Regions from separate parts of the Homo sapiens genome. Here region 1 is linked to region 2. Evidence: chromatin loops called from intact Hi-C (ENCODE). Cell type or tissue: endothelial cell of umbilical vein. All regions are shown on one strand. Each heading gives the region's core, and the rest is flanking DNA. Links, peaks and the distances in the headings are about the cores only. Region 1 overlaps ZMIZ1 (zinc finger MIZ-type containing 1). Region 2 overlaps ZMIZ1 (zinc finger MIZ-type containing 1).

Region 1 (2,899 bases), core at 191-2,690, 66 kb before region 2:
CTCTAAGAGAGGGGGCTCTGCCCTCCTTGGAGTTTTCTAGTACTCACCTCTCCCTGCACCATACTCGACCCAGACATATGCGGTGTGGCCCTCTGCCCTCATGCTGTTCATTTTGTCATACCAGCAACCAAGAGGAGCCCAGGCTTCGGAGCTGGACAAGTTTAAATCCAGCTGTGTGACCATAGCACATTTCCAAGCCTCTCTTTTCTCATCTCAGAAATGGGCATGAATCTGACCTTTGCAGTGTTGTTGCAGAATGAATCGCAGTGGGCAAAACATGCCTGATCAAGAGTGGAGCCCCTGGGGCCAGGAGGAGGCGTGTGTACATCATGGGGCGTTCCTTTCTCTTGCTGTGTAAATAGACCCTGGAACTCAATAAATTAGATTGATTGGACCAGAAGGGGAAGGTCTTGAAGACCCAGGCTAAGGATTAGGGACTCAGTCTCCCTGAAAACAGGGTATGCTTGCCAATCCCCAGGGCACCTCCAGAGTGGCCTGTGTGTTTGTCCAGTTCTTGCCCTGGGTCAGTGTGACCATAATCATTTTGACATTGGCCAGCATCTCCCGGGCTTTGGGATCATTCCAGTGGAAAAAGTAGTTTTCAGTGCTCTATGCTTGGCAGGTGTGAGAGCCTGGGCGTGCTTAACCCATCCACACCTCAATTTCCTCATCTGAAAATGGGGATGATAATACTTCCTTCCCCGTTAAGTATTGTAAGGATTAGATTAGCAACATATGCACAGTACTTAGAAAGTCTGGTGCAGGGTAACACTTGGTATGTGTTAGCTGGTACTCATAGTAGTAAGAATAGTCTAGCAGTTGGGAGTAATAACAGCAGCCACCTGCCGTTTGTTTAATGGTTTTTATCAGATGCTGTGCCGGATGCTAAGCACTTTAAGTACATTATTTAATGTCACTCTCCCCCACCTCCCAGCAACCATACACAAGGTACTGTTATAAGCTCTGAGTTCCAGATGAGGAAACTGAGACACAGAGAGTAGTTGAACTGAAAACCAGAGTTCAGCATCAGCCCCACTAGGGTGGCCGTCCAGATTGCCTGGGACCGTCCTGGTTTTAGCATGGAAAATTCTGTGTCCCAGAAACCTGTCACTTGTGGGCAAACCAGGATGGTTGACCACCCAAGGCCTGCCTGAGTCCACTGGCCCCACTCTGAAGCCCACAGGATCCTCTTCTTGGCGCAGGGGCTTGCTGGTGCAGTCGCTCGGCCCCTTCCCACACCTCATAGGCCCCTCCCCCAGCCAGATTGTGCCTGCCCATCCCCCAGGGCCTGGCTCCAGTCTCCTCTCTGGCTTCCTCTCTTCCCTCCCCTCTGCCAGCAGGAGGGGCATGACTCATGCCTGGTGGGCTCTTTGCTCAAGGCTGTGACTGCAGTTGTCTGGTGGACTCTGAGCTGCCCCTCACCAGGCCTCAGTCTCCCTATTTGCACTGAGGGCTTTAGTGGCTTTGCTCCCAGCTTTCTGGAGACGTTCAGGAAACCTCTTCCTTGAAAGAGGGAGGGCAGAGCGAGCCCCTGCCCCCAGCCCTGGCCTGAGCAGTTGGGAGGGATCGCACTGGCCCTTCCGGTGCATTGATGGAGTGCACTGCTGACAAAGGAGAAAGGTCAGCAGGGGGACAGAGCGGAGTTGGTGGTGGCCTGCTGGCCTGCAGTGCCCTCCCACAAGATAGGGCTTCCTGGGGGAGGGGAGCAGTGCTCCCTGGGCTCTGGGTCAATTCATATTGATGCAGGCAGCTGCTGGTTCAGCAAAGCTGGGCATCCAAGCCCCCAGAGGGCTGCGGGGAGATGCCTAGGTCATCCTTGACACCTCACTTTCCCTGACCCCCACATCCAACAGTTGATTAGGCCCCCTTAACCATCTCTGGATCTGTGACCCTCTCAGCATCTCACCCCTGCTGGGGACCATCTTCCTGCTTCTGAATCCCTGAGCCCTTTCCAGCCCTCCCTGGCTTCCCCCATCACCTTGCATAAAGTCAGAATTTTGAGGCTGACATTAAGGCCCTTACTGAGCTCAGAAAGGCTGCCCAGAGCTGCCCAGGCCTTCCCTAATATCAGCCTTCTTGTGCCCTCCACCCTCCAACCCCAAGGTCATGTGAAAGGTCTGGGGACACCCTGAGTGCCAGGCCCAGCGCTGTCCAGTCAACACTCCAACCCTACCCAGTATACAGGGCTGAGCCTGCAGCAGAGCTGCAGCCAGGTGCCAAATGGATGCAGTGCCCCTGCCGTGCCCTTCTCAGACTCCCCCTTGAGCTGCTGCCATGCGGTTGCCCAGTGGATCTCATGCCCCAGCTCCCAGAGGGCAGGAGTTATCTGTCTCCCCAGCACACATGCAGACCAAGATGATGGCAGGAAAGCGCCATGGTTGGTGCATAGGCGCTGGGGTCATAATATGAGGGTCTGATTCCGGCTCCATCACTGACTAACCGTGTGACCTTGGGCAGTCACTTAACCTCTCGGTGCTTCAATGACATCATTTCTGAAATGTGGGTAATAATATTCTGTCCTTCACAGGATAGTGGGATTCAATAAAGTGACACTTATGAAGTGTTTGCAGGGTCCCAGAACATTTTAAGGATCAGTAAAGTGAGCTCCCATCAGTCATCATCAGGCAGGTATCTATGAAATGAGCACCGTCTTCCAAATGGGGCCCTCCCAGTTCTTTGAAGGGTCCTTGCATTTTTGCCCGGATTGTTCCCTCTTTGTCTTCCTCCTGCTCTAGCATCCCGCTGCACCCCCGCCTGACATCTCCTGAGACTCCAGGAAGCCAGCCTGCCCTAGCCTTGCATTCTTGCCTAATCCACCCCATTGCCATGGAATGCCTTCAGGCTATGGCCAGGAGTTCTTCCCATGTCCCCCACAGCTCTGCACAGGTTCATGGACCAC
Region 2 (2,899 bases), core at 237-2,736:
GCCCCAGGGGACCTAAGCTGCAGATGTGCATGGTGATTGAATCATTTCTGCACACCACTGCTCACACAGCTCCCCGGGGACCCCCACTTGCCTGTGCAAGCTGTCATGAGATGTGTGTGCTCAAGTGCATCTGTGTTGGCATCCAGCATGTGCACATACCTGCTGTGAAGTATGCAAGGGGTCACATGTGTATGTGCCTATGCACACGTGTGCTGTGCAGACGCCTCTCTCTGGGTGCGTGTGCATTATGTGGACTGATGAACTAGTGAGGCCTCAAAGGTGGGAAATAAAACACTTGTGTTGGGACAGCTGACTGTTCGGTTGGCTGCCACCCTTGGGAGCTAGCTGCCTGTGGAGCTCCACATTTCTGTGGGGCAGCTAGAAGCACCTCATCCCTGTGTCCAGTGAGGAGCCCCCTGAGGGCTGTTTGCCTCCCCCAGCCGTTGAGACCGTTGAGATGCTTCTCTCCTTGCTGACTTGGCAGCCCAGAGATATCCAGGGCTCTATTTGGACCTGTCAGAGGGGCTCCAGCCCAGCTCTGCTCACGATGCCCTCCGTGTCCTCTTCCTCTCCCCACCTCCGCTTCCCACCCTGCTGCATGAGGGCATGAGGCAGGTGTTCCCAGGCCTTTTCAGCTCTCAACGTTCTATCCTCCAAGCAGCCCTCTATACATAATAGCCGCTAACTTTTCTTGAACTAGTCTTCTGCACCAGGCGCCGCTAAGCATAGACACCCTCGCTCTGCTGGGTGGTGAGAAGTGTAAATGGAAGCTTGGTCCCGAAAGACGTCCCACGGGAGTTGGGAAGACCGAGCTGACCCCATGTTACCATCCAAAAACTTCCATTTGCCCAACTAAGCCCAGCCAAGCGTAAGGTGCAAGAAGAAGCACAGAGCTGTGAAAGGGGCAGCGTCTTGGCCTTGGGCTGCCCTGGAAGAACAGCTCCCGGGGCTGCCGGGCCTTCAGCCTCCCCATGGACCTGCCTTGGGACAGGCTTTGCAGCTTCAAAAGCAGGCATTCTCCTCTTGTGGGGATGGTGTTTTCTGAACAGCCGGAGCTCCTCACAGGGAATCCTAAGAGGCTGGTATTTGACAGGCTGCCAAAGGCTGGCCAGCCCGATCCTGTGCTTTGCAGACAGCGAAATGGAGGTCCAGCTCTCTGCCCTATTCACTCAGCAAAGCAGGGTCCTGATCCCCCATGCTGATTAGCTTTGCATGGCTCCTGGCTGCTCTGACCAGGAGACATGGCGGGGGTCCTGAGCCGGGATGGGGGTAGCCTGCTTGGTCTCACCCCCCATTCAGGGGCAGTAGGAAGGGCTGAGGCCACGGGTGCACCTGGGGCCAGGCCGACAGTGATCTGTTGGGCGGGAGCCCGGCCTCTCCGGCTATAGAGCTGCAGCCACGGAGGATTTGTAGCGACTTGTAAAGGCTTAAAGGAGTCCAGGAGCCCGGAGGCGGAGGCAGCGGCCCAGCTGAGTGGCGCTCTTGTGGCGAAGGGCGACCTCTGCTGGCCACCAGGTGCGTGTCACCTCCCAAAGGTGGCCGGTGTGCAGGGAGCCCAGTGATGTAAGTGACTGGATTTGGGCAGGTTGGGTGGAACAAGAAGGTCATCTCCTGGGGCCCAGTCACAGCCGGAGGTGGGGACTACCAGGAAGCTCTGACTGCCAGTCATGGGGAGTGCAAAGAACAGCACATTAACAGCTGGAAAGGTAGAGGGTTTGAATCTCAGCCCAGCAGCTTTCCGGCTGTGTCACCTTGGGCAATTTGCTTCACCTCTCTGAGCCTTTTAAGGATGAAGAAAATTAGCACTGCATAGGGCCTGGCCTGGTGCCTGAACATAGCAGGTGTAGAACAAATGGAAGATCCCAGCCTGCCCCTCAACAAGCTGTCTCTTGCATGCCTCCCTCAGCGCACCCTTCCTCTCTTTATGCCTGAGACCCTTTGCTCTCTAGGCCTTTGACCCTTTTACTCCAGAGACTGGAGCCTCCATCTCCTCCATTCCTGGGGTTAGTAACCGCAGTTCTCCATCATTGACCTCAACAGTTTAAAAATGTCACCTCACCTGTAGGTGCCTCCATAATCCGCTAGCCATTTGTTCTTTTATTAAGAAACACAGGACACAGCGCTGTCCCTGTGGTCTGCGATGTCCCTCCTGCCATCCATCTACCCACCCTTGGGTCTCACAGGTGTTGCAAGCCCAGACACTCACCCCTCGGTTCCTGTGAGCTGCAGCCCTGCCTGGGAGCAAAGCCCCCCTGGGACCTGGACCCAGCCCAGTGCCCCTTGGCCTTGAACAAAACACTGATGGGCCCCAGGCTCCTCAGAGTAAAACCAGTTGAGGCAGAGCGGGTAGATAGGGGACCTGAAAGCACCTTCGGCCCTTAATATTCCAGGAATCTTTCTGTCCAGAAGCCAGTTCAGTCCAGCCGCCGGCCTCCAGACAAGACTGCCCGTGACCCCACGTGGGGCCAGCCCGAAGGTGGACAGTCCCATCTCCCAGTTTGCTGTTAACTTCTTAAAGCAGGACCTGGGCCCCCGCTATGACTAAACAGAAAAGAACTGCCTCTGAGCCCTGTGGTCGCCAGCTGGGTGGATCTAAGCTCCTGTGCCTGCTTGGGGCTTCCAGGCAACAAGCATTTATCAAGGCCCACCGGGCTCTGCCCCCGGACACAATGTCAGGAGAAAGTTCCTCTTGAGAGGTAGACCCTTATGGGTCACTGACTTGCCCCTCTGCAGCATCCTGTTCTGCAGATGGGGAAACCAAGGCCAGGAAACCAGAGAAGCCCACTCGAAGTCCATCCTGGCTGGGGACACCTGGGTGCTCACTGGAGTGAGGGAGAGGACGGAGGGCCTGGAAGCACACCTGGAACCTCCACAGTGTGCAGGTCTGGCCCCCAGGTCA

The links. Peaks named below come from ENCODE experiments on the same cell type or tissue, not always from the same donor. Only the 100,000 strongest peaks of a DNase experiment are listed, where the experiment ranks them.
Region 1: a loop joins it to region 2, with 6 times the contacts of the local background. A loop is called at or near these places in 15 of 110 quality-filtered maps.

What each region holds. Positions count from the first base shown.
Region 1 is chr10:79,128,242-79,131,140 of GRCh38, forward strand. The region is part of intron 2 of ZMIZ1 (zinc finger MIZ-type containing 1); the gene reads left to right. Among named protein-coding and RNA genes, the nearest start is that of ZMIZ1, 61 kb to the left of the region's middle. RefSeq lists enhancers at 1,169-1,810, 1,211-1,505. In endothelial cell of umbilical vein, for the core only: no CTCF peak of the experiment used is centred there; DNase peaks (open chromatin) are centred at 860 and 1,340; H3K27ac peaks cover 1,265 bases.
Region 2 is chr10:79,194,120-79,197,018 of GRCh38, forward strand. The region is part of intron 4 of ZMIZ1 (zinc finger MIZ-type containing 1); the gene reads left to right. Among named protein-coding and RNA genes, the nearest start is that of ZMIZ1, 130 kb to the left of the region's middle. RefSeq lists an enhancer at 1,686-1,775. In endothelial cell of umbilical vein, for the core only: a CTCF peak has its summit at 1,521 (motif pointing left); a DNase peak (open chromatin) is centred at 1,442.